Linked DNA regions of Homo sapiens: regions 2, 3 and 4 are each linked to region 1. A link is a contact called in ENCODE Hi-C or POLR2A ChIA-PET data. All regions are on one chromosome and are shown on one strand. The core of a region is the stretch at or near the end of the contact, and the rest is flanking DNA. Distances in the headings are between cores, read along the strand shown.

The links. A loop is a pair of places that touch in the nucleus more often than their neighbours do. ChIA-PET counts read pairs that join two places held with the same protein, here RNA polymerase II (POLR2A). Pooled maps may share reads with other maps.
Region 2: a pooled map shows a loop between it and region 1 (5-fold over the local background). The contact joins the promoter of SCCPDH here to the promoter of ZNF670 in region 1. A Hi-C loop is called at or near these places in 2 of 37 single-sample maps with no recorded cell type and 7 of 50 pooled maps. POLR2A ChIA-PET finds 5 or more read pairs at or near these places in 4 of 52 experiments (BJ, H1, K562 and 1 more).
Region 3: a loop to region 1 is called in a map with no recorded cell type, with 10 times the contacts of the local background. The contact joins the enhancer-like site here to the promoter of ZNF670 in region 1. A Hi-C loop is called at or near these places in 1 of 37 single-sample maps with no recorded cell type and 9 of 50 pooled maps.
Region 4: a loop to region 1 is called in a pooled map, with 6 times the contacts of the local background. The contact joins the enhancer-like site here to the promoter of ZNF670 in region 1. A Hi-C loop is called at or near these places in 9 of 168 maps with a recorded cell type or tissue (CD4-positive, alpha-beta memory T cell, CD8-positive, alpha-beta T cell, PC-9 and 6 more), 23 of 37 single-sample maps with no recorded cell type and 27 of 50 pooled maps. POLR2A ChIA-PET finds 5 or more read pairs at or near these places in 6 of 52 experiments (K562, MCF 10A, WTC11 and 3 more).

Annotation. Positions count from the first base shown.
Region 1 is chr1:247,072,873-247,080,683 of GRCh38, forward strand. ZNF670 (zinc finger protein 670) reads right to left here and starts at 5,939. Exons shown (of 4, transcript NM_033213.5): 1 at 5,722-5,939. The coding sequence starts at 5,724. ZNF670-ZNF695 (ZNF670-ZNF695 readthrough (NMD candidate)) reads right to left here and starts at 5,939. Exons shown (of 7, transcript NR_037894.2): 1 at 5,722-5,939. RefSeq lists silencers at 5,802-6,115, 5,904-5,973.
Region 2 is chr1:246,721,407-246,729,217 of GRCh38, forward strand. It overlaps SCCPDH (saccharopine dehydrogenase (putative)), which reads left to right and starts at 3,003. Exons shown (of 12, transcript NM_016002.3): 1 at 3,003-3,206; 2 at 5,486-5,598. The coding sequence starts at 3,017. RefSeq lists an enhancer at 2,437-2,596 and silencers at 2,807-2,936, 2,977-3,046, 3,147-3,356.
Region 3 is chr1:247,405,646-247,413,456 of GRCh38, forward strand. No RefSeq gene overlaps it. Among named protein-coding and RNA genes, the nearest start is that of NLRP3, 6.6 kb to the right of the region's middle. RefSeq lists enhancers at 4,712-4,761, 4,872-4,931. Within about 2 kb of position 4,351, at least 4 of the 41 ENCODE cell types and tissues checked have a DNase peak (open chromatin) inside an H3K27ac peak, as active enhancers do.
Region 4 is chr1:247,340,122-247,347,932 of GRCh38, forward strand. All of the region lies in intron 1 of ZNF496-DT (ZNF496 divergent transcript), which reads left to right. Among named protein-coding and RNA genes, the nearest start is that of ZNF496-DT, 12 kb to the left of the region's middle. Within about 2 kb of position 2,822, at least 4 of the 41 ENCODE cell types and tissues checked have a DNase peak (open chromatin) inside an H3K27ac peak, as active enhancers do.

The DNA.
Region 1 (7,811 bases), core at 4,689-7,188:
TCTTTTCGGCACAGTATTAATGGTGTACTAATAGTAACATTAAGCTACTAAAAACTCAAGAGGTAAAACTATGCAGCCATAAAAAAAGAGCAAAATTCTGCTTCATGATAGTTAATCTACAAAGAATAAGAAAAAATAATCAAAACTGCAGTCACATCTCTGAGCAGAAGTTAGAAAAGATCAGAACACCAGAACTGCACAAGGTCTGTTTATTCACCTGGACGGTGAGCCCATGACTTTAAAGTCTTATCATTTAAACTTAGCATAAAACAATTTATTCCAAGAATTATCTACGATTTTTTCAGGTCATATCACCCAATTCACTCATTTTTCAACCAAGAAAATCAAAATCTCACATTCAAATCATGGAATAAAATTCTTAAATACTTACCCAAACTGGAATGATAACCCAGCAAGATTTTATAAAGATGAACCCTGTGCTCAGTAGGTTAAATAGGTTCCCAAGCTTGGGGGCCACTCTCAAGGTGGAGATACAGCCCAAGGTGGTTCATTCCTAGGGAATGAGTGAAGGCAAGCTTGGGGGCCACTCTCAAGGTGGAGATACAGCCCAAGGTGGTTCATTCCTAGGGAATGAGTGAAGGAAGCCTGAGCAATTGGAAATTTAATTCTGGGAGCTCCACACACCCTATTTATCCCCTGCTCACAGTGAGGAAATGCTTTCTTCTCCAGGGTCTCAATTCTCACCAGTGACCACTCTCCCAGAGTCAGGTGAAGGCTCTGATCTGTGAGTCCTTTTTCTGATACCAAATGTGTGGACTTTGCTGAACACCAACCAATTCTCCAACACCTACTAATTGTCCAACAATTAAATTCCAACACCACTCAGAGTCAACACATACCCCATAAGCTCACAGATCAGTTCCACAACACTGCCCACATTGCACATGCCAGTTGCAAGCCTGAGGGGCCCATCTATCCTTCTGACCAATTGCTCATAAGTCAGAGGTTCCCATCACCCCTTCCTCAGGTTTGATAACGTGAAAAACAACTATGCCCAGAACTCAGCAAAAACAATTTACTGATGTTTACCAGTGTATTATACAAGATGTGACTCAGGAACAACTCAATGGAAGAGTTGTAGAGGACACGGGAACATAGCAGGGGAAGATGGGGTGAGTAGGTAATCCTGTTAAATATATGCAAGTTAAAAAACAAACAACAAAAACATTCTTTGTGTTCTCCAGGAACAGCTTGGTGAAAACAAACACCTTCTCATTATGACTTAGATGATGCTTCCTTTACGTACAATAAAGCCAGAAACAGACAGCGTAATTTTTTTTTCGCCTCTTAACTAATTAGCTGACCAAATTTGTCTTCAGTGGTCAGAACAAAATACTTGCTAACCAAATTTTACTTAAGTTTCCCTCCTTCCCTCAGGCCCCTGAACTCTGATATACCCTCAGCCTGAGCCAACATACAACCCCTCTTTATGCCTCTCCTGTGAACAGGCTGACCTCAGGGTGAAATGTTCTCTGATCTAGAATCCATCCGGCCCTCTTCCTCTCCTCTTTTTTCTAATCTAGTTTGCTCCTTCCTATGAAAGAAAGCCCTTTTCTGCCTAACCTTTAACATGCTTGCCACTGTTATACCCAGTGTTTTTCCTCATTGCAATACTTCAGAATAAACTCCCTTCTTACATAATTCTGAATTTACTTTATTGCAGCAGTTCCCCACCTTTTTGGCATCAGGGATCAGTTTCATAGAACACAGATTTTCCATGGATGGTGGGGATAGTTTTGGGACCACACTGTTCTACCTCAGATCATCAGGCATTAGATTCTCATAAGGAGCACACAACCTAGATCCCTCCCATGCACAGTTCACAGTAGGGTTCGTGCTCCTCTGAGATTCTAAAGCCACCACTGATCTGACAGGAGAAGGAGCTCAGGTGGTAATGTTCACTCACCTGCTGCTCACCTCCTGCTGCATGGCCTGGATCCTAACAGGCCACCGACAGGTACTGCTCCATGGCCCAGGGGTTGGGGACCCCTGCTTTATTGAATAATGTCTAGAAAGAATGCCAGGACAATGAAAATTACACCCTTAAAAAGGGGATCTCATCCTTTCAATCCAGGCCCAACCACATCCACCTGTGAACACCAGATTTCCAGAACTCTGTAGCTTCTCTCAATATAAAGAGCTCCTTTCATGGCTGAGGTGAGCAGGCTGGGACATCTGTAAAGGGAGGCTCCCAAGGAAGAACTGAGTGAGGCACTTACGTTTAATACCTCAACTGGAAAAGCCAAAGTATCTATCCCTATCATATAATAAATATGTCATTTATTTATTATTTCCATGATAACAAATCATCTCCAGGAGTTGCCAAGTCCTATCCCATAAAACTTAGCATTAAACTCCAATGTCCAGATAACAGGATAAAAAACAGGGTTATCCACTGTTATAAATTCTCCACCCTGCAAAAAGGAGGCACTGATGTTTTGATAAATATTTATAATTCACCAATTTATCTACAACACTTGCTTGTGGAAATGTATTCATTTTTCTGCAGCCATAATGGAAAAGAGATTTTTCATATTTTTCCCTGGTAACATTTTGATATAGTTTGGCTGTGTCCCTACTCAAATCTCATCTTGAATTGTAACTCCCACAATTCCCACATGTGGCAGGAACGTGGTGGGAGGTAATTGAATCATGGGGGCAGGTCTTTCCCCTGCTGTTCTGGTGATAGCGAATACGTTTCATGAGATCTGATGGTTTTAAAAACTGGAGTTTCCCTGCACAAGCTCTCTCTCTCTCTGCCTGCAGCCATCCGCGTAAGACGTGACTTGCTCCTTGTTGCCTTCCGCATGATTGTCAGGCTTCCCCAGCCATGTGGAAATATAAGTCCTTTAAATCTCTTTCTCTTATAAATTGTCCAGCCTCAGGTATGTCTTTATCAGCAGCATGAAAACAAACTAATACACATTCCCAAAGCAAAGTCCTAGAATTCCATTTGAAATCTCCTTCAAAAAAGAACAGACTTGAGAAACTTACTACACTCACTCTTGGGAAGAAAAAGGTTAACAAGAATTTTTAACAAATGGAATATGAATAGATTTTTGCCCCCTTGAAATCCACCTCCTTCTTGTCTCTTTGGAAATATTTTTTTTTAATCTTTCAAGCTCTCTGAATAAAACATATTTTAAAGTTAATGAAAAACTGAAACTGAACTAAGTGAATAAATCTTTTCAAGGCAATAAACTCAGGGAGGGGTCATGCTGGCAGAACACAGACATCTCTGGGTCAAGAGTCAGGTCAGGTCACTGCATCACTTTGGAGATCCTCACAGGCCCATTCTCCTCACAGAAATACTCAATGACCACCCTCCCAGGAGACACTGTACTGTGCCCCACTGTGTGCTTGAATTTTTTTTTTTTTTTTGGGACGGAGTCTTGCTCTGTCACCCAGGCTGGAGTGCAGTGGCGTGATCTCAGCTCACTGCAAGCTCTGCCTCCTAGGTTCACGCCATTCTCCTGCCTCAGCCTCCTGAGTAGCTGGGACTACAGGCGCCCGCCACCATGCCCGGCTAATTTTTTGTATTTTTAGTAGAGATGGGGTTTCATCACATTAGCCAGGATGATCTCGATCTCCTGACCTCGTGATCCGCCCGCCTCGGCCTCCCAAAGTGTTGGGATTACAGGCGTGAGCCACCGCACCTGGCCTGTGTGCCTGAATTTCTAAGCCCTTTTCTGCCTAAACTTTAACATGCTTGCAGCTCTTATACCTGGTGTTTTTCCCCATTGCAATACTTTAGAATAAACTCTCTTTTTTTTTTTTTTCTTTTTCAAACTGAGTCTCCCTCTGTCACCCAGGCTGGAGTGCAGTGGCACCATCTCAGCTCACTGCAACCTCCACCTCCTGGCCTCAAGCGATTCTCCTGCCTCAGCCTCCTGAGTAGCTGGGATTACAGGCATGCACCACCAGACTGGGCTAATTTTTGTATTTTTAGTAGAGACAGTGTTTTGCCATACTGGCAAGGCTGGTCTCAAACTCCTGACCTCAAGTGATCTGCCTCCCTTGGCCTCCCAAAATGCTGGGATTACAGGCGTGGGCCACCACGCCCAGCCAACTCTCTTCTTACATAATTCTGATGATGGTGCTTTTCTGGTTCTTGCACCACCTCACTGGGGTGGGTATTCCTTGTCCTTTGAGATAGTTTTTCTCCTTTCCCAAGTCCGAGAAAATCCAGAGCGCAGGAATCATTTCTAGATTTTTCCCTTAATACCAGCATCTGACTGGCTGCCACCAACGTGTCTCCAAGGAATGATGAAAACTGGGGTTGGAGGAAGAAAATCCCAATGCACCAGGGATTTGTTTTTTAAACGAAGAGTATACTAGGAGACGTCTCTCAACTCCAGGGCACCCAGATGCTGCCTGGAGAGGCTCTACTTCCATATTTTAAACTGTCCTCTGTGAGGAGATGACCCAGGAGAAGGTATTCATTAGACACTCCAAGAGATCTGGCTGCTAAACAGAGGACCAAGAAAAGATATAAGGGTGGCTGAGGACATATCACCCTCTAAAGTTTCCAAAAGGGAACTTCACCCCAAAGATACTCTGGTAAGATGTGCACACTCAAAAAAGATAAAATTAGGAGATGCACAAAGACTTTTTTTTTCTACAATTAACTGTCAGGTGATTATTTTCTGCTTTCCACTCATGTGTAATGTTCAGAAATATTTTAAGAGTGAAAACAAATATTTTCAGAACGACTCACTACTCTGAAAAAAATAACACACTTCATCTGTATGAAATGTACAATAAAAGACAAATACTTGATAATGTTGCATTTGAATATAGGAAAAGAATTGGAAATTTAGGGTTTTACTACAAGCCCCAGAAGAGTTAGGCTGTGGGAACAGGGTCGTTGATGTGAGATCCTGTTGCCATACACTTAGAAATGTGGAGTGTTATGTGAAAATAATTAAACACAGGCACTAGGGAGACTGAGGTGGGGGGATCGCTTGAGCCCGAGTCCAAGACTCCATCATACACATGTACATACACACATGAATGAATAAACAACCAACCAAAACGTAACTCATGCTTGTCTTGTAAATTAATAACTTAAAGGGAAACAAAACAGCCTTAAACAACCACGAACCCACCAATTAACCTCTGGTTACATAACCAGGAGATATCTGGCTGCACAGTCTATATGGGGTGACTACATAACTGTACACGATCAATTATTTAATTGGGTTTGCTTCCTCGGGTTCCTTACAAAAAACCCTTTCCTTCCCCAAACCACAAACCACGCTGGTGGCTTCCTAACTCACGACTCTCTGCTCAAATAAACTCCTTAATATTTTAACGGCGCCTCAGTTTTCTTTCTAACAGGAGAAAGGAGGATTTGGAGACTTCACAGACCACAGCTCCTCCCACGCAGGAACCCCGAACCCCAAGTCGGGACTCTCCCCTGAGGACCCTCCCGTCGGCACCGCACGATCCGAGGGAGATGCGGGTCTACAGAGGCAGAGCTGCCCAGAAAGGGTTCCGGGCCTGGCCGAAGCGGCGGGGCAGGGACAAGCCAGGCGGCCCGGGGTCTGGCTGCGGGTCCAGCCCCGCATCCTGTGCCACTAAGGCCGCGAGGCGCCGGCGGAAACTCGGGTCGGCACCGCGGGGAGGTCCGGGTTCGCCACAACCGCTTCCTGGCGGTTCCCTTTTCCCCTTCCCGAGACACCTGGCCGGCACACTCACCATTTCCCAGTCTCCGGTGTCTGGGGTCCTCCCTAAGGACCTTCCGGGACCTGCAGGTCCCAGAGCAACAGAAGCTGCCGCGGGACCACTTGGACCTCCCAGGGATAAGGGGAAGGAGCAGCGGAGACGCACCGAGCTCGCCACATTCGCGCTGCCCAACACAAAAGCCGCGCCAGGTCCCGGAAGCTGCTCCCTCCTTTCGCGGCGCGCTTGAGAGTACAGTCCCCTTCCCAGCGCCCGATTGGACAGGGCCTTAGGCCCCGCCCCTTCAGTCCTGAGTGACGGGAGATGCAATCAGACACGGCGCTGAGTGAGGCCAGGTTCTTTCCCTGCAGTCCTTTTCTAAGGCATGGATTCTGCCCTGTGCTGAGACCTGGCGCCCCCCGGGGGACTTTCCCATTCAAGCTCATACACAGGATTATGTCCATTTATGAGTAATATTTGTGATATTTACAATTGGAAACACTATGATGACAATTATTCTAAAATTTCAGATTTCACAACCTTCCTGGCCTCTGGTCTTTTGAGGAGGCAGCCTGAATTTTTTTTTTTTTCTTGCTTCTAGTGGGATTAGAGGCAGCTTGAATTTTGAAAAGACAATGTCCTCTCAGGTAGCAACGCCCCATAGAAATAAAATGTGAGCCGCGTGTGTTCCAGTAGCAATAGAAAAGAAAACAACACGTGAAATTGATTACAATGATTTATTTAACCAAATATATCCAAAAATATTGTTTCAATATATGATCGATGTTAAGCTCGCGCCTAATTGAAGAGACTACCCAAACAGGTTAAGTGTGAGCAGCAAGGCTAGTTTACTCACTCGGGTGCGAGCGGGCTGAGTCCGAAAAGAGGGTCAGCGGAGGGTCGTGGGATTGGAGTTAGTTTTATAGGTGAGGGGTAAGCAGTGGAAAGTTACAGTCAGGGGCCGTTTATTACCGGCGGGGGAAGAATGTCACAAAGTACATTGTCACAAGAGGGAGGGGTCACAGTGTCACTAGGCTGATTGATCAGTTAGGGTAGTGCACGTCACAACGGTAAAATGCTGCAAGGTTGGCTAATCAGCTAAGACAGAAACTAGCCGTTTTTCTTCCTTTGTGGTTTTCCTGTTGTCCCAGACTTTCTGGCTCCAGGACCTTCTGGATGTACACGTGTGGGTCACAGGGATCACAATGGCTTGACCATGGCGCAGCCTGCTCAGACGGCCTTACAATCGATATATTATTAATGAAAAATCACTCTATATATTAAGCTTCCAGCATGTTTCAATTCAGCCTGCACATTTGGATACACGTGTCTGGTTTTACCACTTTATTTTAAGGTTGTTCGGGAATGTCTGCCTGTTCCTTTCATGTAACTGTTCATTATTTATTGATTACTATTTCTTAATTTCACTTATCTCAGTGAGAGTTGCCAAATAGTGGTTTTCTAATTATTTTCTCTACAGGTATTAGTTCTCATTCTTCTATTAAAAATGGCGTTTTCTCATGAACTCTCTCCATTACATTAAAACCTACCCTATTAGGAAAGGAAGAATAAAAGCTTGATTCTCCCTTTAATCAATTGTCATAACAATGACGGCGTGGCCTCAGCAAACAAAAAAAATGTGAGTGACTTTTTTCTAACCTTATTTTTTGTGTATTTAATGAGATTCCATACACTGCAGTCTGTATCTATTTTTTGAGCTCAAATTATCCCTTTTTTTTTTTTTTTTTTTTGAGACCGAGTCTCACTCTGTTGCCCAGGCTGGAGTGCAGTGTGGCATGATCTCGGCTCACTGCAACCTCTGCCCCCCGGATTCAAGCGATTCTCGTGCCTCAGCCTCCTGAGTAGCTGGGATTACTGGCACCCACCACAACGCCTGATTAATTTTTGTATTTTTACTAGAGACAGGCTTTCACCATATTGGCCAGGCTGGTCTGGAACTCCTGACCTCAGGTGATCCACCCACCTCGGCCTCCGAAAGTGCTGGGATTACAGGCGTGAGCCACCGCGCCCGGCCAAATTGTCCCATCGTAAGTGAGGGGCTCTATACATTGCCTCCTTTGTCCTTGTACCATATGTTTTGAGAGCTTTCTTATTTTCTGGAGCAG
Region 2 (7,811 bases), core at 1,753-4,252, 350 kb before region 1:
TTAAAGTATAATAAAAAAAAGATTTATCATGTATTCTTAACATTTTGTGTGCATATACATACATTGTTTTGTCTTAAATATACTCTTGTAATGTTAGGAAATTTGGAAGATTTTCCGTGTCACTATACACAGTTTTGTTTTGTTTTTTTTTTTTTAGAAACATAGCCTTGCTCTGTTGCCCAGGCTGCAGTGCAGTAGTGTGATCATGATTTACTGTAACCTCGAACTCCTGGGCTCAAGCAATCTTCCCACCTCAGCCTCCCAGGTAGCTAGGACTACAGATGCACATCACCACACCCAGCTAATTAAAAAAAAAAATTTTTTTTTTTTTTTTTTTTTTTTTTAAGAAATGGGGTCTTGCTACATTGCCTAGGCTGGTCTCAAACTTCTGGACTCAAGTGATCCTCCTGCCTTGGCTTCCCAAACTGCTGGGATTACAGGCGTGAGCCACTGTGCCCAGCCTACTTCATTCTTTTGTTTTTGTTGTTGTTGTGTGTTTTTTACCTAGAACCACCTGAATAGTCATTCTTCATTCTTTATAGCTGCACAGTTCCTATTGAATGAATAGGACACCATAATTTATTTAATAATTCCTCTGATAAAGGACATTTCAGTTATTTCTACTTTTTGTTATTACAAAGCAATGCTGCAATGACCATTATGTTAGTCCATTTTTGCGTTGCTTTAAAGGAATGCCTGAGGCTGGTTAATTTATAAAGAAAAAAGTTTATATTTTGGCTCATGGTTCTGCAGGAAGTACATCAAGTGTAGTGCCAGCATCTGCTTCTGGTGAGGCCTCAGGAAGCTTCCAATCGTGGCAGAAGGTGAAATGGAGCCAATGTATCACATGGTGAGAGAGAGACCAAGAGAGAGAAGGATGAGTGCTCTTTCAACTACCAGCTCTTGTATGAACTTATGCAGAGAGAACATACTCATTATCCTGGGGATGGCACCAAGCCATTCATGAGGGATCCACCCCCATGACCCAAACATCTCCCACCAGGCCCCACCTCCAATGCTGGGGATTACATTTCAACATGTGATTTGGGGGGGCCAAACATCCAAACCATAGCAAGCATGCTTCCCAAAAAACAAAATATATATATATATATATATATATATATATATATATATATATATATTCTGTTTTTTTAGGGTTTTTTGTTTTCTTTTGTTTTTATTTTCTTTTTAGAGACAATATCTCACTTTGTCACCCAGGCTGGAGTGTAGCTCACTATAACCTCCAACTCCTAGGTTCAAGCAATCCTCCTGCCTCAGCCTCCCAAGTAGCTGGGACTAAAAGTGCATGCCACTGTACCTGGCTCTGTAAGATTATTTTTTAGTGACTGTTTACTCCACTAGAATGTAAACTTCTTGAGGGCAGGGGCTTTATTTGTTGCCATATCCCCAGTACTTTATTCCTAGTGCCCAGTATATAGTTAAGTGTTTAATAAATACTTGAATGCTTACTACTTTACACCCACCAGATGGACAAGCATGAAGTCTGAGAATACCAAGTGCTGACAAGCACGTAAAGCAAGAGGATTCTTGTATCCCGCTGAGAGCGAAAATTAGTGCATGTGCTTTAAAGAGCAGTGAGATAACTCAAATATGGATATTCTAGCACCAACCATTTTCATTCCTGACACATATTCAATACACTTTCGCACAGGTGCTTTAGGAGAAAGGTACAAGAATTTTATTGTAGCATTCTTTGTATTATATTGCACAAAAGCACTATACAACATTGTACAAAAGCATTGTAGAATTTGGTGTATTTCTCTCTCTCTCCCTCTCTCCACACACGTATCACAGACATTTTTTTTTATTCTGAATCATTTGGGAATAAGTTCACGACATCATGACCAAATAAGAAAGCTGCAGGATTGACATTTACAAAATATTCAAAATATGCAAAACGGTACTATAATATTTATAAATACATACATATATAACAAGCAGAAAGATAGGAATAGGAATAATAAACACTAAATTCAGGCAAGTGGCCGTCTTGGGGACGCAAAAGGAAATGTGTTCAGGAATGAATACCTGGAAGCCTCGCTATCTGGAATATTTTTCTTAAGCTGTGTTGAGGGTACATATTTGTTATTGGCTGTACCTTTTTTGCAAGACATATATTTCAAAATTTTTAAAAGCATTCATTTATTCCTATTTTAATGAGAGTTTTTAAAAATCAGGAATGGGCTGGGTGCAGTGGCTCATGCGTGTAATCCCGACCCTTTGGGAGGCCGAGGTGGGTGGATCACCTGAGGTCAGGAGTTCGAGACCAGCCTGGCCAACAAGGTGAAAACCCATCTCTACTAAAAACACAAAAATTAGCAGGGCGTGGGGGCGCTCCCCTGTAATCCCAGCTACTCGGGAGGCTGAGGCAGAATCGCTTGAACCCAGGAGGCGAAGGTTGCAGTAAATCGAGATCGCGCCACTGCGCTGCAGCCTGGGCGACAGAGTGAGACTCCATCTCAAAAACAGAAAAGAGAAAAGAAAGGGAAAAAAGGGAAGAAAGAAAGGAAGAAAGCAAGCAAGCTCAAGGGTTCTCGGGGTGGGCCATCCCCGAGGCCATCCGCAGATTTTCTCGCACTCTTTGCTCCACCCCCACGTGCAACAAGGACAACCGGCTGCCGCCTCCAGCTTCCAGCAGGGCTAGAAGATGCGCTGCCCGGGGCGGCCAGAGCCCTGCAGAACAAACCGCCGCACGGAATTAGGGGCCGCCGTCCGCGCCTGCCAGGCTTGGAAGCGGACTCGCCCCCAGGGCCACCGCCCTAGGAAACCTCCCGTCGGAAGCCTCCCAAGCAAGCCGCTCACCCGCGGCTCCCGCGCGAGGCGGCGTGGGCGTGGGCGCGGCCCTGGCGCGGCGGCGCGCGCGGGGTGAAGGGAGCCCGGCGCGCTGGCTGCGGCGACGGCGGCCGTTGCTGCGCCGGGTACTGGGGTCGCTGCCTGAGGCGCAGGCGCCGTGGACTCCACCCGCCCCGGGGCCTGGGCTCGCTGTGGACTCGTCATGGCGACCGAGCAGAGGCCTTTCCACCTGGTGGTGTTCGGCGCGTCTGGCTTCACCGGCCAGTTCGTGACCGAGGAGGTGGCCCGGGAGCAGGTGGACCCGGAGCGGAGCTCCCGCCTGCCCTGGGCCGTGGCGGGCCGCTCCCGGGAGAAGCTGCAGCGGGTGCTGGAGAAGGCGGCCCTGAAGCTGGGTACAGCGGCGGGGCGGGACGGGGCTGCGCGGGCGGCTGGGCCGGGGACCCCGCATCGCCCCAAACGAGCGTTTCTCCCGCAGGGATGCGCCCTACGTGTCCCCGAGCCCTGCGTGAGGACAAGAAGAGGAGAGGGAGAGATGTTTCAAATACTGCCATAGCTTTGTCCCACCTCCTTAACTATATGTGTGTGTGCGCGTGCGTGTATAATATACACACACATTTTTTTTTCTTTCCTTCTCCTCTTTCCCGCTTTTTGCATTTCTGCCTCAGTTTGGGGAGCTCCCCTGGCGAAATGGTCAAGAACTTGAGTTGTCCCTCTCTCTGCTTCATCCTGCCCCGCAGCGGGGGCACCTGTTGAATCTGCGGGTTTCTAGATGTTTGGTCGGAGAGGAGAGGAGGGCTTTGGTCTCTTGGAGATCGGAGTCTCCCTTTGCCTCGTGTTTTGAGGACGGGAGAGCAAGCTTACGAGTTGTACTGACAGTGTCTTTGTGGCTATTCTGTTTTAGTTTCTTGTTTTGTGTGTAAGAATACTCCAGCAGTCTTCCTCTTCAGAGAATAAAAAGTGTGTATTTCTGGTTTAGACGCTTACGTATTCTCTAAGCATTCAGGTAGCATGTATTTATTGATAATCTAAGCATTCAGGTAGCATATATTTATTGATAATCTAAGCATTCAGGTAGCATATATTTATTGATTCTCTAAGCATTGAAGGAGCATATATTTATTGAGTGACGTTGTCCATGCTAAGACCTGTCCCGAGTCTGGGGTGCAGGATGGGACAGAGAGGAGACAGACACACGGATCCTGCTGCCTTCATGGCTGGGGAGACATCTGACTTACGACTCCGTAGCCTTTAAATTTGGCTATTAACTCCCGTAGATTTCCCTTATACAGACACCCATTAGAGTTCTGGAAATACTACATTCTTTCTGTTTAATCTACTTTCATACAATGCCCTGCTCGGAGTGCTTTTGTTCGTGGTTATGTACAGAAGACACCACGTAGGCTGGACTCTCCTACAGCTTTTGGTGCTGACACTACCAACACGTAATTCTGACCAAAGAGCTTTTTGGTCGTTATTTTTCCAACAGAAGTAATTTTACTATGAAAATATATGCTTCCATTTCTTTTTTCGGCTCAGCAAGATCGTACCGGTACAGCCTAGTCACTTATCATATATAATGCCCAAATCAAGTTTCATTGTGGGGGGATATACCTTCACCTATTGAAACCTGCATCACTTAGTTGAGCCAGTTAATTCCAATTATTTTCTTATGAGCCTGTGTGTGTTTATATAGCGTGTGCTTTTCACCTCAGAGTTCTAATTTTTTGTTTTTTGTTTGTTTGTTTGCCATTCTCCTGCCTCAGCCTCCTGAGTAGCTGGGACTAGAGGCGCCCGCCACCACGCCCTGCTAATTTTTTTAGTAGAGACGGGGTTTCACCGTGTTAGTGAGGATGGTCTCGATCTGCTGACCTCGTGATCCACCCTTCTCGGCTTTCCAAAGTGCTGGGATTACAGGCGTGAGCCACTGCACCCAGCCCTGATGGTTTTGATGTTAACAGTCAGTCCGAAACTCTCCATCACCTACAATTGGATCATAGTAATTGTTTAGTGGTTGATGAGAAACTTTATTTTTTTAAAGACAAGTTCTCATTCTGCCACCCAGGCTGGAGTACAGTGGCGTGATCACAGCTCACTGCAGCCTTGACCTCTGTGTCTAAGTGATTCTACCGCCTCAGCCTCCTGAGTAGCTGGTACTACAGGCTATGCCACCATGTCAGATAATTTTTTTTTTTTTTTTAGTAGAGACAAGGTCTTGCTATGTTGCCCAAGCTGGTCTGGAACTCCTGAGGTCAAGAGATCCTTGCACCTTGACCTTCCAAAGTGCTGAGCCACTGCCCCTGGCCAAGAAACTATTTTATGACATAAATTTCTTGTTGGAGAGGAAGTCTGGATAGTTATCTGCTCAGCATTTAAACTTGATTGTGAAATTGTCATGTTACACAGGGTTGTTATTTACACAACGCTTTGATTCGATTTTTTTTAAAAGGTCAGTTTTTTAGTAACTCTTAGTGTTAACTCAGTTTTCCTCATAATTTTTTCCTTTTGTATTACCTGATTAAAAACAGTTTTATCTTTTGTCTAAGCAGGAGAGCTAGCTTTCAGCATATCAGTGTATTTAGTAATTTGCTGTCACTGATTACTGTAAAAAGAAGATAAGGAAGATATAATCCTCTACTGGGATTTACTTTCCTTCATTTGTTTCTTATTTTAGGAAGACCAACACTGTCATCTGAAGTTGGAATCATCATCTGTGATATTGCTAATCCAGCCTCGCTTGATGAAATGGCTAAACAGGCAACAGTTGTCCTCAATTGCGTAGGACCAGTAAGTAATCAACCCTTCTTTGTATCAGAACAAACAATCCATTCATTTCTAGCAAAATATTCCAGAGGAACATAAGGACAGAGGACAGAATTGTTGGTTGAAGGCCTTAACCCCATATGGGGAGTTTTTTCTTCTTGCGAGGAGCAGCTGGAGATGACCAAAGTCTCCTGAGAGAGTGAGTGACAGGCTCTCCATGACGTTCTCCTTAGGGCATGTGTGCTGGCTTGTTGATTGGTTACATCTGTGATTGTCAGAATTTTCTTTCCTTTTTACTATATACCCCTTCGGTAAAAAATGTTTGAGTGTGTCTCCCTAGTATATTTTTTATTTATAAATTATATTCTTGTACTACTGGGTAAATATATTTTTTAAATGCACAAAAAGAAGACTAAAAAACGACTCATTTATTGAATAAATATTTATTGATGCTTACCACATGTGAAATGCACTATTGTAGGCACCTGGGACACAATGGTGAACAAAACAGAAAATCCCTCGTGGACATTACGTTCTTGGGGAAGACAGAAAAATAGGATTGTAATAGGAGGTAATGAAAAGTGCTTTGAAGAAAAGTGAAGCCAAGAAAGGAGAAAAGGTCCTGGCATATTGGTGTTTTTAGATGGATGGTCAGGGAAGGTTTCTGTGAGGAATTGACATTTGAGCCAAGATCTGAATGAAATGAGAGCAAATTGCATGAACCTTTTGAGGAGAGACTTTTCCAGGGACAGCAGGCACAAAGGTCCTGAGATGCCAGTGTGCTTGGCAAGACTGAAGAGTGTGACAGAGGCCAGTGTGGCTGGGCATGGCAGAGAGGTGGAGAGTGGATCAGAGAGCAACCCGGGAGCTGGGTCATGTGGGATCTTACGGGCCATGGCCAGGATGTGGATTTTTTTTCCAGGTGTGACCAAGAGGCGTTGAATGGTTGAAAGGAAGGGCTTCAGCTGATTTAAATTGGAAGTTCTTTGGCTTCTGAGTGGAAAAGTAGATAACAAAGGATGAGCAATGGAATGGTGCAAGCACAAGCCCTGGGGTCGTAGTGGTGCTGAGAAGTAGTTAGGTCCAGAGTATATTTTCAAAGGAGAACGGCTTTTGCTGTTGTACTGTGAAAAAGTCATCAAGTCACAGGCCATCAGACTTTTGGCCTGTGTAACAAGGTGAATGTTGGTGACATTTAGTGATCTGAAGAAGCCATCACAGTTGGCAAGATGTTTAAAAATTAAATATCTAAAATATTAATAATTTTTAATTGAGAGCAAAAGGGTTTTTGAATTGCTATTAAATAGAAGTGTTGTTGATTTAGATTCATCTCATTCTTAACTAGCTTAGATTCCATCCATGAGGTCCACTGCTGCACTCTATAATGGACGCCCTCATCTATCTCCCTTGCCTTTTTCTCCTCAGTACTCTGGAAAAATCCCAGCCCTGGTTATTCTCTGCCTGCTCTTCACCTGAACATGAGTAACACAGTGTGGCTGGAGAAAAATGTATCCCCCTGCTAACTGGTCACACTTCAAATATGTGTTTACAAACGTTGTGTGGTGCTTAGCACCTCCGGCAGCTCTGCTCTATTTCCCTCAGGAATTCTCTCTCCTGCTCTCTGAAGCAGCTCACAACCTTGTTTTCCTTGAACTTTTAGTATCCCGTCTCTCTTTCCTTGTTCTTATCTGATTTTATTTTTCTTTTTTTTTAACTATGAAAATAGAAGCTGGTTAATAACAGAATTTCTTTCTTCATCTTCCTACCACCAGATCTATCTACCTACCTACCTGTCTGCCAATCTGCATCATACCCTGTAGTCTGCCATATCTCTTGTTACAAGGAAAAACTGGTCCTCTTCCTATTGGGCACAGTTTTCAAAGACTTTATTATCGGGGGAACCAGCCCCCAGTATTTCAACATAGGTTCTTTTCTATTTTCCCTAAGTGTCAGCCAGTCTGAGAAATAAAGAGAAAGAGTACAAAGAGAAATTTTACAGCTGGGCCTCTGGGGGTGACATCACTTGTTGACAGGTTCCGTGGTGCCCCTTGAGCTGCAAAACCAGCAAGTTTTTATTAGGGATTTCAAAAGGGGAGGGAGTGTACAAATAGGGAGTGGGTCACAGAGATCACATGCTTCAAAAGGCAATACGGTATCACAATGCAAATGGCAGAGCAAGATCACAAGGCCAGGGCAAAATTAGAATTACTGATGAGGTTCCATGTCCCGCTGGGCAC
Region 3 (7,811 bases), core at 3,101-5,600, 330 kb after region 1:
GATAGGTGTGCACCAGGCTGGTCTCGAACTCCTGGCCTCAAGTGATCCTCCTGCCTCAGCCTCCCAAAGTGGTAGGATTAGAGGCATGAGCCACTGCTTTTATAACAGAACTATTCTTGTAATAATGAACCCATTCCCTGGATAATGACATTAATTCATTAATAAGCGCAGTGTCCTCGTGAGCTAATCACATCTTATGAGGCCCTCACCTTCCAACACCATTGCCTTGGTGATGAGGCTTCCAGCACATGACTTTGTGGGGGGCGCATTCAAACCAGAGCACCATGTCACATCATGAGAGCGCCATGTCACATCATGGAGTGCCACGCCACATCATAAGAGCACCGTGCCAAGTCATGAGAGCACCACGCCACGTCATGAGAGCGTCACGCCATGTCATGAGAGCACTGCGTCCCTTCATGGAGCGCCACACCACGTCATGAGAGCGCCACGTTACATCATGAGAGCGCCACGTTACATCATGAGAGTGCCACGTCACATCATGAGAGCGCCACGTGACATCATGAGAGCGCCACATCCCTTCATGGAGTGCCACACCACGTCATGAGAGCACCATGTCACGTCATGAGAGCGCCACGTCACATCATGAGAGCACTGTGTCACTTCATGGAGCACCGTGCCACATCATTAGAGCACCGCGTTACGTCATGAGAATGCCACACCACATCATGAGTGTGTCGCATCATGTCATGAGAGCACCACGTCACATCATGAGAGCACCATGTCACGTCATGAGAGCGCTGCGTCACGTCATGAGAGCGCCATGTCACATCATGAGAGCGCCACGTCACATCATGAGAGCGCCACGTCACATCATGAGAGCGCCATGTCACGTCATGAGAGCACCATGTCACATCATGAGAGCACCACGCTACATCATGAGAGCACCACGTCACATCATGAGAGTGCCACGTCACATCAAGTACTTATGGTTTACAGGGGTTAGGCTATGGGCATCTTTGGGAGCCGTTATTGTGCCTGCTTTGTGGTATACCGTCATCACTCAGTGTTCTCCATTATCTTTCTGTCTGCCATATGCCTTTCCTCTTTTTGTTTTCTTCTCTGACATTATCTTTAATATTTTCCGTGATGGTTCTTTTAAAAAAATTGGTCACTGTTCTTGAAATAATGGAATTTTTCCTGGAGTAGCGCTGTTTTGGAGAGTAGTTGGGAGAAGGCCTAGCAAATATCCCCAAGGAGTCTGTGGATATCATTCAGGGGAGATCTGTGAGTTTGGATGGGAAGAATGTTCTCTTCTTTATTTTCTCTAATGAATGTGAGTGACACAGCCCATTAGTATCAGTAGGTCCTATACATTTTTCACATTAGAAATTAGATACCTTCATATTGTTACAGTTTTGCTGAAACGTCAGTTGCTGTCACCACTACTTTCAAATTATGCCAGTTATTAGGCCCGCTGCTAGATATGATTAATTGGTGCATAAATATTACAAACTTTAAAAATGTTTTACCATTCTCTTTGTCATCTCTGTGTTTTATTTCATGCACTCGAAGTCCTTGTTCTGATAAAGGATGTATCCGCGTCACCAGTCATCAGAGTGACAGCGAGGTTCGGGCACTGGAACAGTGCCAGGCCGAGGCCTGGGGACGTGCTGGCAGGGCAGGCAGCGTGAGTCCTGCCTCCTGCTTTCATCCTGTGCTCTCTGCTCCTCTTTGTGGGGTGTGGTCCTCTCCAGACTAACAGGAAGTCTCCTTGACTCACACCAAAACCTACATGTCACAGATTTGGGGTGATTTCACTTGCACTTCTCAGTGACTGGTGTCAGCATGGCTGAGGCTGGTCTTGACCTGCAGTTTCTCCCACACTGGGAACAGACAACCATTTGCTCTGGCAGATGCTCGTCCGTGTTTCCTCCCCACTTCCTGCTGTTGCTCACAGTGTCCAAAGAGGTTTTGGGGTTTGCCCGTGGACTTGACCTTGTGGTTCCAAAGAGAGCGGGGCTCAGGGTTGATGACTCCACTAGTTTGTGCTTCAGCCCTGGGAAAACCTTGATTCTCTTTGCCACCCCCAAGGTCTACAGAGGGTCTCCCTCATCCTGGCCCTCCTCTTCCCAGTCCCAGGTGCCAAGCACCTGGGGGTCAGTCCCCCACTGAGTGGTGTCTTCATAGAAGTGGAGATTCCTTTTCTGTTTCTCTTTCTTGTTGTTCGTAGTTGATTTTAGAAATGACACGGGGGCTAGAGCTTTCCCCCTGCCCTCTTTATCAGGAACTCTTTTTAGCTTTTTCTGTAACTTTTTAACAAATTGCTGATGTTATTTGCAAAAAACAGATGATACAGAATTGTGTGAAGCAGAAACTTCTTCTCCCAACTCAGTCACCTCTTTTCAGGGTGACCTCGGAGGCAAAAGTGGTATGTATTTTCCATTCTTTTCTCTATGCTTATAAATATATTTCAAGAATTCAGTCCATTTATTATTTATATTGGTATATCTGGTAAAGCGAAATACAGTTTCTTACTTTTAATAATCATATTGTTGCACAACCAATCTCCAGAATGCTTTCATCTTGCAAAAGTGAAACTCTGTACTCATGAAGCACTCATTCCCCATTCCTCTCTCCCCAATCCCCCCACCCTCTGTTTTTTTTTGTCCCTGGTTCTATTTTTTGTTTCTGTGAATTTGGTTACTGTAGAAACTTCCTATACATAGAATCGTACAGTGTGTGTCCCTTGGTGACTGGCCTGTCGCACTCAGCAAATGTCCTCAGGGTTTGTCCATGTTGCAGTGTGTGTCAGAATTTCCTTTCTCTTTAGACTATTCCGTGGTGTGTGTATAGCCCTTGTTGTTTTTCCATTCATCTGTTGCGGGAGACTGGGGTTGTCTCTACCTTTTGGCTCTTGGGCATAGCCACCTGTTATGGACAAGGAGCACTAAAATCACCGTTTTTGTTTTTTTTTTTTTTTCCTGCAGATAACTGACTGCTCTCAAATGTCCCTTATCTCTGATGAAGGAACTTGATTGTTTATTTTTTGATTATTTATTTGTTTAAAGGCAAGGTTGAAAGTCAGGTGCTGTGAATTCCAATTCCTCGAGTTTCCGGTGGGCGATATAAATGAGAGGTGTGGACGGAAAGTAGGAGGTAGTAGGGAGTGGTGAGGACTGTGGAAAACCTGAGTCCATGCTCAGTGGGGGCAGCCTGCACAAGCTCCTGGTGCCACGTTTGTTGAAGGGATGGTGGTTGACTTAGTTCTAGAATTCTAAGTTTTAAACAGAAACCTGAAATCTGACTAGTTTATGTAAAAGCCCTGATTTTACATCTTGGCAACAAACTTAGAAATGTAAGTATACTGTGAGACTGAGATTTTGTGTCTATACCTCACAATAAAGATGAATCAACTAAAAATGTATTCAAAAGAAGACAATATTTTTTAAAAGCACCGAAAATTGTGAAAAAGAAAAAAATGTAGGTGGGATTGAATTTATTCCCTCATATATGAAACTGTTTATATTTCAGCAATGAAATAAAATATAAGTGACTCAGTCACTGGTTTTTAGTCAAGCCATGTATGCCTCACAAAAATCATACTATTGGCTGGGCGTGGTGGCTCGCGCCTGTAATCCCAGCACTTTGGGAGGCCGAGGTGCGTGGATCACCTGAGGTCAGGAGTTGGAGACCAGCCTGACCAATATGGTGAAACCCCATCTCTACTAAAAATACAAAAATTAGCCGGGCGTGGTGGTGGGTGCCTGTAGTCCCAGCTACTCGGGAGGCTGAGGCAGGAGAATTGCTTGAATGCGGGAGGCAGAAATTACAGTGAGCCGAGATTGCGCCACTGCACTCCAGCATGGGCAATAGAGTGGACTCCGTCTCAAGTAAACAAACAAACAAATGAACAAAAAACAAAATCATACTATCTATTACTTTTGTAATGAAGAATACTTACCTGTTTTCCTTCTCTTTGTGAGTTTGCAATAAAGTCCTCTCGATTTGCTTTAACTTGGCATGTGTCTTTCAGAGATATTGGAGAGCACTGGGAGGCATTCCTTAAAGGTAGATGAGGCAAAGAACCAAGACAAGGGGCTCTGGCTCTAACACTCTTGGTGGGTTCTAGAGATCAGATTATGAACACAGGAAAAGGAGAAGATAAATGGGATGAAGAAGCCAATTCCAACATATTACATAGCATGCTTATATGAAGGACTTGGCTTTCGTAAAGTAAGAACTGACAGCTTTTTTCTTGATGGCCATCCACTTTTTAGTCTGTGTCTCAGAAAGTGTAGAGGTCGAGGAATCGGGGGCCCCTGGGACTCTTGGGTCATAGACACATTAGGAAAACCCACCTCAGCTGGGGAAGCTGACTCAGCGCCAGCACTCCAGGCCCCAGAGGAGCAGTCACCCCTGGAAAGAGGGAAGAGCAGCAGCAGCAACGGAAGGTCACGTCTCCTCACAAGAACTCACAAAGTCTCGCTAATGTTATGACTGTACTTTCTGAAACCCAATTTGTCTTTGTTCATACCTTTTCCCTTCCTGCTAGTCACATTTTTTCTGGTGAGAGAAAGTGAAATTGCCATTTTTAATATCAGCCAGTCACTTTCAGTTTGAAATGCAGTCTGTTTCTTGGTAACCTCAGATACTTTGGCACTCCCCACCTCCGATCTCTTCTGTTCTCTCTAGTAGGGGAGGATGTCTGGCTTCTGGGCTGATCTCTGCCTTTGCTGAGCACCCCTGAGATCATCCCACTTGGGCTTGTGTCTTAGTCCGTTTGTACTAACAAAACACCTGAGACTGGGTAATTTCTAAGGAGCAGAAATTTATTTCTTAGAGCTCTGGAGGCCGTGAGGTCCAGGATCAAGGCGCTGGCCTTGGTGCCCGGTGAGAAGTGCTCTCTGCTTCCAAGATGGTGCCTTGTTGCCATGTCCTCACATGGCCCATGGCAGATAGGCAAGAGAGAGCACCCCCTTGAACCCGGAGCCCTTTTACAAGTGTGTGAATCCCATTCATCACCCCACAAACTCAATCACCCCACAAACACCACACCCCTGAATACTATTGTATTGGGGGATTAAGTTCTTTTTAAATTTTTATTTATTTGCGTATTTTTATTTATTTATTTATTTGGAGACAGGATTTGGCTCTGTCACCCAGGCTGAAGTGCAGTGACACAATCTCAGTTCACTGCAAGCCTTGACTTCCTGGGTTCAGAAGATCCTCCCACCTCAGCCTCCCCAGTAGCTGGGGACCACAGGTGATTTCAACTTGAAATCATTCATGCAATTTTAGTTTGGAATTCAGTGCTGTGAGTTCCAGTCCACTTAAGTGAGCTTTGGGTATTTAATGGAAGCAATTATTTTTCTTAAATGTACAAGAGTAAATTATTATTATTTTTTTTTGCATGAATGATGTATGGAAAATCACCGCGTTTTACTTTTGTGAGTTGACTTATTTATTTGTGTTGATTTTGATATTCCCAAATCTGAAACAAAATTTTTTCAGAATGCATAATAACACACAGAGTATGGTGGTCTTTCATTGACAAGTTTTTATGTATGATTAGAGTATCTTTTCAAGATTCATAATCTGCATTTTTTTAATATAGGGTCTCACTCTGTCACCCAGGCTGGAGTGCAGTGGCACAGTCCTAGCTCACTGCAGCCTCAATTTCCTGGGCTCAAGCGATCCTCCCACCTCAGCGTCCTGAGTAGCTGGTACTACAGGCATGCACCACCACATCCGTCTATTTTTTAATTTTTTGTGGAGATGGGGTCTCACTATGTTGCCCAGGCTGCTCTTGGCCTCCTGGCTTCAAGTGATCCTCCTGCCTCAAACCTCCCAAAGCGTTGGGATTACAGGTGTGAGCCACTGAAACTGGCCTGACCTACAATTTGAATACTACTGTACAGTTTACATTTTGCTGTCAGGTATTATTTTATTTATTTTTTCCTCTCTACAATAATGTATTATAGATCAGGTCTTGTTTTATTTGAGCCTCACAGGAAAGCTGAGGTGAGGGTCGCAGGCAAGGAGTCGGACCACAGGAGTGGTCGCAGCATTCAGCGGAGAGTGAAGCAGCGAAGGCTGGAAACCTCATCTGCTTCTCGTGAACTTCCCACTGCCCCAAGTGACTGATGTCCTTACACAATTGCAGCCAGTTCGCCAGCTGCATGAGTGACAGTGGCATAATTGACGATTGCCAAAAACGGAAACAGCCCAACTGTCCTTTGCCTAGGGAATAGAAAACCAAATTGTGGCCTATCCAACCCATGAAATACTTAACTGCAGTAAAAAGGAATAAGCTACTGATCTGAATCTCACAGGCATCATATGAAGTGAGCGGACTCGCTCACCAAAGGCTGCACACTGTTTATGTGATGCTCTGGAAAAGGTAATGCTTTAGCAGGTGGAAGAAGTGGGGCTGCGGGTGGGGACAGAGGCTGACTATGTGGCAGCACAGTGGGTGGGGACAGAGGCTGCACAGGGAGCATGTGCAGCTGATGCAGGTGCTCTGTGTGGGCTGTGGTGGTGGGTAGCTATATGCTTGTGAGCACTCACAGGCCTGTGCATGAAAAAGGTGCGAATATTTATTTTATTGTACATATTTCAGGTGTATAACATGGCAGTTTGATATACATAGTGAAATGATTGCTGCAGTCAAGCAAATTAACATGAGTTAACATAGCCACCATCTCACATAATAATCTTTCTTGTGGGTGGTAAAAACATCTAAAATCTCTCTTAGCAAATTTCAGGTTTATAATATTTTTAACTATCGTTCCCACACTGTTTGTTAGATCTCTCGGCTTATTTATCCTACATAACCGAAATTTCGTACCCTTTGACCGTCATTTTATTTCCTCTACCCCGGTAACTCTCTGTTTCTATATATTCAACTATTTTTTTTTGAGACAGGATCTCGGTCTGTCACTCAGGCTGGAGTGCAGTGGTGTGATCTCGGCTCACTGCAGCCTCGACCTCCCAGACTCAAGCAATCCTCCCACCTCAGCCTCCCAGCCTCTCAAGTAGCTGGGGTGACATGTGCACACCACTGCACCTGGCTTCCTTCCCTCCCTCCCTCCTTTCTTTTCTTTTTTTCATTTTTTTGGTAGAGGTGAAGCCTCACTATCTTGCCCAGGCTGGTCTCAAGCTCTTGGGCTCAAGTGATCCACTCACCTCAGCCTCCCAAAGTGCTGGGATTACAGGTGTGAGGCACCACTCCTGGCCTAACTTTTTTTTTTTTTTTTTTTAAGGTTCCACATATGAGTGAGATCATGTAGTGTTTGTCTTTCTGTGCCTGGCTTATTATGCTTTGTGTAAAGTCCACCGGGTTCATCTATGTTGTGGCAAATAGCAGAGTCTCAATTTTTAATACTAACTAAGATTGTATTGTGTATATATGCCCCAAACTCTTTATTTATTCATCTGTCAATAGACACTTGGGTTGTTTGCCTATCTGGACCATGGTGAATAATGCTGCTATGAACATGAGTGCACAGATGTCTTTGTGAGGTGGTGATTTTATTTCCTTTGGATACACACTCAGAAGAAGGATTGCTGGGTCATACGGTAGTTCTATTTTTAATTTCTTTAGGAACCTCCATATTGTTTTCTGCAATGGCTGCACCAATCTGCATTCCCAGCAGCAATGTGCAAGGGTTCCCTGTTCTTCACGCCCTAGCCAATGTTTGTCTCTTGTCATTTTGCTAATAGCCATCCTAACAGGTTTGAGGTGGTACCTCATTGTGGGTTTGGTTTGCATTTCCCTGATGATTAGTGATGTTGAGCACTTTTTTGTATACATGTTGACCATTTTTGTTTCTTTTTTAGAGAAATGT
Region 4 (7,811 bases), core at 1,572-4,071, 260 kb after region 1:
GAGTACAGACCTCATCCTGGATCTCACACCCTGATATGTGTCCTGATTCCAGCTCAGAGCACAGACTTCTTCCTGACCTCAGCATCTCTCTCCAGCCTGCTCACTAAGGTGCAGTTTAAGCCATGCTGTCCCTACCCTGGGTATTTTCCCTCTGTCAGACCCACATACAGGGCAATTCTATTTCTGCCCCCTTGCTATCTGTGTTGCTTAAGTGGTGGGAGATGATGGGTTAATTTTTCCATTCATAAACTGTTGATACACCTGGCCCAAATGGATAGAACAAAATCTGGCACTTAAATACCCAGCGCAGAGTTAGAGATACTTAGCAGGTGCTTGCTCATCACAATCCTTCTTCCTCCTCTATTAGCTGCATATAAACTTTTAAACTTTATAGTGTATGACATTTCTCATTTTAGTGTATCTTAATCTGCCCTTCTGCCATTGAACACTGTAATAATTAATTTTCGGTGTCAACTTGACTGGGCTAAGGGATGACCAGATAGCTGGTAAAAGAGTAACTCCAGGTGTGTCTGTGAGGGTGTTTCCCAAAGAGACTGGCATTTGAATCAGACTGAGTAATGAAGATTTGCCCTCACTGATGTGGGCTGGCATTATCCAATCTGTTGAATGCCCAGAGAGAGTGAAAAGGCAGATGAAGGAGGAATTCTTTTTTCTTCTTGAGCTAGAGCACCCACCTTCTCCTGGTCTTAGACACTGGGGCTCCAGGTTCTTGCAGCTTCATACTCTGACAGTGGCCCCCCAGTTTCTTAGGCCTTCAGCCTCGGACCGAGAGTTACACCAATAGCTTCCCTGCTTCTCCAGCCTGCAGATTGCATATATGAGGCTTCTCAGTCTCTACAGTCATCCAAGCCAGTTTCCATAATGAATACCGTCTTCATTTATGTGTTTCAATCTGCATCCTGCTGGTTCTGTTTCTCTGAAGAACCCTAATACAGACGCCACCTGCCAGTTATTTGTGCTCCCACATGAAGTATTCTGAATTCCTCTCTATCTCCAAACATTCCAAGTACTTTCTCTAAGTCTTTTATTTTATTTATTTATTTCTCTGAGACAGGATCTCTGTTGCCTAGGCTGGAGTACAGCGGCACAGTCACCGCTCATTGTAGCCTCTACATCCTGGACTCAAGCAATCCTCCCACCTCAGCCTCTCAAGTAGCTGGGACTACAGGCATGTGCCACCATGCCCTGCTAAGTTTTTAAATTTTTTGTAGAGGTGAGGTCTCACTATGTTGCTCAGGTTGGTCTCGAACTCTTGGGCTCAAGGCATCCTCTCACCTCGGCCTCTCAAAGTCTTGGAATTACAGGTGTGAGCCACCATGCCAGGCCACTAAATCTTATAAGCATAGCATGATCTGTAGCAGGAATTCCTTAGCACTCTGTAGCTACCGTTTTTTTTAATTTTGCCAGTCTTCTTCCATCCCCGTTCCTTCAGGCCCAGTTCACTGCATGTGCAAATGGGGGTGGCAGGGAGGGTCTTGTAATGGGTAAAATTGTGTCCCCTAACATGGTTTATGTCCTAACTTTTGGTTCCTGAAAATGTGAACTTAATTTGGAAATAGAATATTTGCAGATGTAATCAAGTTAAGATGATACTGGATAAAGGTCATCATGAGTTAGAGTAGGCCCAACATCCAATGACAGGTGTCCCTATAAGGCCATGTGAGATGATAGAGACGGAGACTGGAGGGATGTGTACCAGGTCAGGAACACCACGGATTGGCTGTCACTCACCAGAGTCTAGGAGGAGGCAAGGAGGGGTCCATATTCCGAGCCTTCGGAGACAGCATGGCCCTGCAGATGCCTTGATTTCTGACTCTGTTGTTTCAGGCCACTCAGTTTATGGCAATCATGACAGCAGCCCTGGGAAACACAACAGAGGCTTGTTTCCTCTGACACCCACTGACTTGACTGACAGTCTTAGGAAACTTGCTGCCATCCTACTTTTCTGCTTGTTTTATAATGATTGTTACCAGACTGTTCACATTAAATGTCTTGTAAAGCTGAAACCCTGCACTGAGACTTGAAGCTTGTCACCTTCAGCTTTACCCACCAACACTTTTTTTTTTTTGAGATGGAGTCTAGCTCTGTCGCCCAGGTTGGAATGCAGTGGTGCGATCTAGGCTCACTGCAACCTCCACCTCCCGGGTTCACACCATTCTCCTGCCTCAGCCTCCCAAGTAGCTGGGACTACAGGTGCCTGCCACCACGCCCGGCTAATTTTTTGTATTTTTAGTAGAGACGGGGTTTCACCATGCTGGCCAGGCTGGTCTCAAACTCCTGACCTTGTGATCCGTCCACCTCAGCCTCCCAAAGTGCTGGGATTACAGGCGTGAGCCACCGTGCCTGGCCCACTTTTTCCTTTTTTTGAAACGAGGTCTTGCCACATTGCCCAGGCAATCTTGAACTCCTAGGCCCACGTGATTTTCCCAAGTAGCTGGGATTACAGGCACACACCCCATGACCTGCTTTTCCCCTGCCTTTTAGTTCCCACACCTCACTGGTTAAAATTGACAATGTCCTCCAACTCCGATCCATCAGCTCTTTTGAATTCTGGTTGCCTTTTGTTGAGTTGTCTCATGGAATATCGAGATAATTGCCAACAGATCTCAGTGCCTTTCTTTCTTTCCCTCTGAGTTAATTCAACTTGGCATTTACTGGGTATCAAATCAGACAGCAGCCTCACTCAAGCGTGAGCAAGTGGGGCTTATTCTGGATGACCTGGAAACCCCACGGGTGCAATCGGAAGATGAAATAAGTGAGACTGACAGTAATGCAACGAGGCGGGCGGCACCTCCCGGGGAGAGGAGCAAAATGCCTCCCTGGTGAGTCCCCCCTCCCACCAACAAGACAGCGTAGCAGCCGAGGGAATTGCCCTCTGAAGATCTGCTGAAAAATCAACTGACAAAATTCAGATGAATAGGAGAAAAGGCATACAGATTTGTTCGATCGTAGTTCTAATGACTCATAGTTCTAAATGACTCAGAGGCCTTCAGAATGAAGGCCCAGAGACACAGGGAAAACTGTCTATTTTTTTTTTTTTTTTTTTGAGATGGAGTCTCGCTCTGTCACCCAGGCTGGATTGCAATGGCACAATCTCAGCTCACTGCAACCTCTACCTCCTGGGTTCAAGCGATTCTCCTGCCTCAGCCTCCTGAGTAGCTGGGACTACAGGCACATGCCACCACACCCAGCTAATTTTTGTATTTTTAGTAGAGATGGGGGTCTCACCATGTTGGTCAGACTGGTCTTGAACTCCTGACCTGGTGATCGGCCCACCTCAGCCTCCCAAAGTGCTGGGATTACAGGCGAGAGCCACCGCACCCAGCGGAAAACTGTCTATTTTTATGCTGAGGTTCAACAAAGTGTAGATAGCAACGCAGAGAAATGATTGGGGAAAAGGGCATGATCTAAGGCTAACAGGCTGAGTGGGGAAAGCCAGCAGGGCATCTGCTTAGATTCTTCCTGGCTTTCCTGTGCAGCATGTCTTCTGGCTATGGGGCAGCCCCTCTACGGAATGGTGGGGGGGGTTCTTATGACCTACCATCAAAAAAGGTAGGTCAGATTATTTATTTATGGTCAGTTTTTATACAGAAGGTTGGGGGAAGTTAGATTAATATTTTTAGGTATAATGGCTGGCTTTAGGGAAAAGGGGGTTCTGGTTTCACTTTGGAGAAGAATTCTAGTTTCTATTGTTGGCCTCGGGAAAATGAGAGGCCAGAGACAGGAAGGCAGGAGAAGGTCAGAAAATTTGCTTCTGAGGCTGCTACTGAGGTTTTCATTTTGGGGTATCATCTTAACCCCAAGAACAAGAAGCTTCATTCCCTACAGAGGTGTTCACAGCCAGGAGGGGCAGCCTACAGGTGACTAGGGCACAGTGCATTTGGAGAAGAACTAGCAGGACAATCAGCAGGTCCACATTAGCTCTGGACTTCCCTGCCCTGTCATCAGCCAGGGGTGGCTCCAAGGGGGCATCTTTTAGGTTTTGTTTCAGGCTTATTGGGGATTCCCCAGCTTAAAAGAAAGAGGGAAGGGCATCCAGGAGACCTACACAAAGGTGGGGCCTGTTTTTTTTTTTTTTTTTTGAGACAGAGCCTCACTCTGTCGCCCAGGCTGGAGTGGAGTGGTGCGATCAGCTCATTGCAACCTCTGCCTCCCGGGTGCAAGCAACTCTCATTCCTCAGCCTCCCAAGTAGCTGGAATTACAGGCATGCACCACCATGCCCGGCTAATTTTTGTAATTTTAGTAGAGATGGGGTTTTGCCGTGTTGGCCAGGCTGGTCTCAGAAACTCCTGGCCTCAAGCAATCTGCCCACCTTGACCTCCCAAAGTGCTGAGATGACAGGCGCCAGCCACCGCGCCTGGCCAAGCCTCCTGAAAACACTATTTGGAGGGAACTGTGTGACAGACTTGGCAATAAGACCTGGAGGCCCCCCGGTACACCATGCTGAAGAATTTGGTTTTTACTCTGCAGGCTGGAGTTTATGATTTTTTGCCTGCATCCCCAAGAAAGGCACATGCTCTGATAATTCCTGCTGTATTCTGTTAGAAGAAGGCAGGACTAGGCCGGGTGTCATGGCTCCCACCTGTAATCCCAGCACTTTGGGAGGCATGTGGATCACCTGAGGTCAGGAGTTGGAAACCAGCCTGGCCAACATGGTGAAGCACCGTCTCTACTAAAAATACAGAAAATTAGTTGGGCGTGGTGTCAGAGGTCTGTAATCCCAGCGACTTGGGAGGCTGAGACAGGAGAATCCTTTGAACCTGGGAGACGGAGGTTGCAGTGAGCCGAGATCGCACCACTGTACTCCAGCCTGGGCAACAAGAGGGAAACTTTGTATCAAAAAAAAAAGAAAAAAAAAAAAGCAGGACTGCTATTGACAAAGATTTTCTCGACCAAACTCTACTCATGCTCCCTGAACTCTTCTCAAGCCCTGATTTTTGGGCTTCTGTGTTTATCTCTGCACATTGTCTAATCCTGCTAAGTCAGTTTAGCCAGAATCCTGCACCGTTGATACTGATCACCCTTGATATCTGATTGAGTTCCTCATCCTCCATCATGCCTCTGGTGATGTGGTATCTGATCACCGTGATATCTGATCAGGTTCCTTGTCCTCCATCATCCCCCGGGTAAAGTCTGATCACCATGGCCTGCCTTCAGCAAGAGTCCTGTTAGGTCCGTTCAGCCAGAATCCCCATGCCCATGGTGTTTCTTCTTAGTAATTTTCTGCTGACCCCCACCCTGCTCCTTGGCTATAAATTTCCACCTTTACTTGTGTTCAGAGTTGAGCCCAATCTCTCTTCCCCACTGTAAAACACTGCTGTGGTGGTCCCTATACTTATCTCCATTGGCCACCTGAATAAAGTCTGCCTAACTGTTCTTTAATCAGTAGTATCATCATTTTTTCATCAACACTGTCACATGTTATAATGGGTCTTTCAAGCAACAAAGTGGGCCAGGCATGGTGGCTCATGCCTGTAATCCCAGCACTTTGGGAGGCTAAGGTGGGCAGATCATTTGAGCCCAGGAGTTAAAGACCAGCAAAGGCACCATCTCTACAAAAAACAAATAATTAAGTAGGCATGGTGGCTCACACCTAGATTCCCAGCTACTTCAGATGATTTTTTTTTTTCTTGAGACAGAGTCTTGCTCCATCACCCAGGCTGGAGTGTAGTGGCACCATCTCGGCTCACTGCAACCTCTGCTTCCCGAGCTCAAGCAATTCTCCTGCCTCAGCCTCCTGAGTAGCTGGGACTACAGGTGTGCTCACCATGCCCGGCTAATTTTTGTATTTTTAGTAGAGATGGGATTTCACCAGGTTGGCCAGGCTAGTTTCGAACTCCTGACCTCAAGTGATTCGCCTGCCTCAGCCTCCCAAAGTACTGGGATTACAGACATGAGCCACTGCGTCTGGCCTTGAAAGGATTGTTTAAACTCAGGAAGTCAAGGCTGCAGTGAGCTATGATTACACCACTGCATCTAGCCTGGGCAATAGTGCAAAATCCTGTCTCTGAAAACAAACAAAAAAGACAACAAAGGTGTTAGTGAAAGGTTCTCATCAGGCTAAGGGCATCTTAACAGGTAGCAGGGTTCAGTTAGCCTATTTGAGAAGGACAAACTGTAGCCCCAAGGCCAGGAGAGAGGTGCAGGTCTGTGGTTCACTGGCCAAGTGACAAGAAAAGATGACGCCGCAGGTGGAAAAGTGCACACTTGACCTTGTGATGGTTATATCCTGTTCTTTAAAATATTGTACAACAGTAGCTTTGGGTTATAACTACAAGATGTATATAAAACATAAATGAGCCAGGTGTGGTGGCTCATGCCTATAATCCCAGCACTTTGGGAGGCTAAGGCAGGAGGATTGCTTGAGGCCAGGAGTTTGAGATCAGTCTGGGAAACATAGGGAGGCTGTATCAATAAACATTTTTAAAAAGGGTGCAATGGCACCTGGCTGAGCCCAAGTTTGAGACTGCGGCGAGCTATGACCCCACCACTGCACTCCAGCTGGGCCACAGAGCAAGACACTGGCTTTTCTTTTTTTAAAGAAAGAAAAATGAATTTTATGTTTAGGCTTGGTTCCCATCTTCAAGATATCTCATTATGTATTTGTAAATATTCCAAAATTTAAAAAAATCCAAAATCCAAAACGCCACTGCTCCCAAGCATTTCGGATAAGGGATACTCAACCTGTACCACAGACTGGGTGACATGAACAAACATTTATTTCTGGAGGCTTAGACGTCTAAAATCAAGGTGCTGGTATAATCAAATGGTGGAGATCCCCTCCCTGGTTCATAGAGGGCTATCTTTCTATGGTGGGGGTGGGTAGAGCTCTCTGGGGTCTCTTTTATAAGGGCACTAATTCCATTTATGGTGTTCCATCTTCATGACCTAATCACCTCCCAAAGCCCCACCTCCTAATGCCATCACAATGGAGGTTAAGATCTCCACATAGGAATCTAGGGGGACATAAACATTCATTCCAGTTATGTCCCCCCAGATTCATATGTTTGGACCGGGCGTGGTGGCTCACACCTGTAATCCCGGCATTTTGGGAGGCCTATGTGGGAGGATCAGTTGAGCTCATGAGTTCCAGACCAGCCTGGACAATATAGGGAGACCCCGTCTCTACAAAACAAAAATAAAAAATTTTATCCTGGCGTGGTGGTGTGGCATATGGTCCCAGCTACTTGGGAGGCTGAGGCATGAGAATCACTTGAACCTGGGAGGCAGAGGTTGCAGTGAGCTGAGACCGCACCACTCTATTCCAGCCTGGACAATAGAGCGAGACCGTGTCTCAAAAGACAAAAACAAAAAGTTACTTTGCATGCTCATTTATTGTGTGTTGAATTAGAATTTACTTCCATCCTTCGTGTCACTTTCAAAAACCTGTGTCTCACCATCATCAGTCTACTTAACATAATTTCTTCTAAAAGTCCCGCCCCCCCCCCCCCCCGCTCCTATGTAACTGCTCCTATCAGCAAATTCTGAGAATTCTGGGGACTCTGATAAGTCCTCAGAAATTATCCAGTATCGTATTATCTAATTGAGTTGAAACCAAGGCCAGGAAAGAGGAAGGACCTAAAGCGCTGGAAGAATTTCTGGGCCCCAACCACTCCCAGTTTCGGTCTCTTTCTACCAGGGACTGGTGCAAGACTGTCTAGAATTCCAGAGCCTTCTCGATGTTCGGGTCAGACCTCCATGCTCTCCAGCACCACTCCTCCCCAACCCTCTCCAGGGGTCCCCTGGCTTCGCACGGTTCCCCTCCCCGGCCCCCACCTCCCCATCCCCA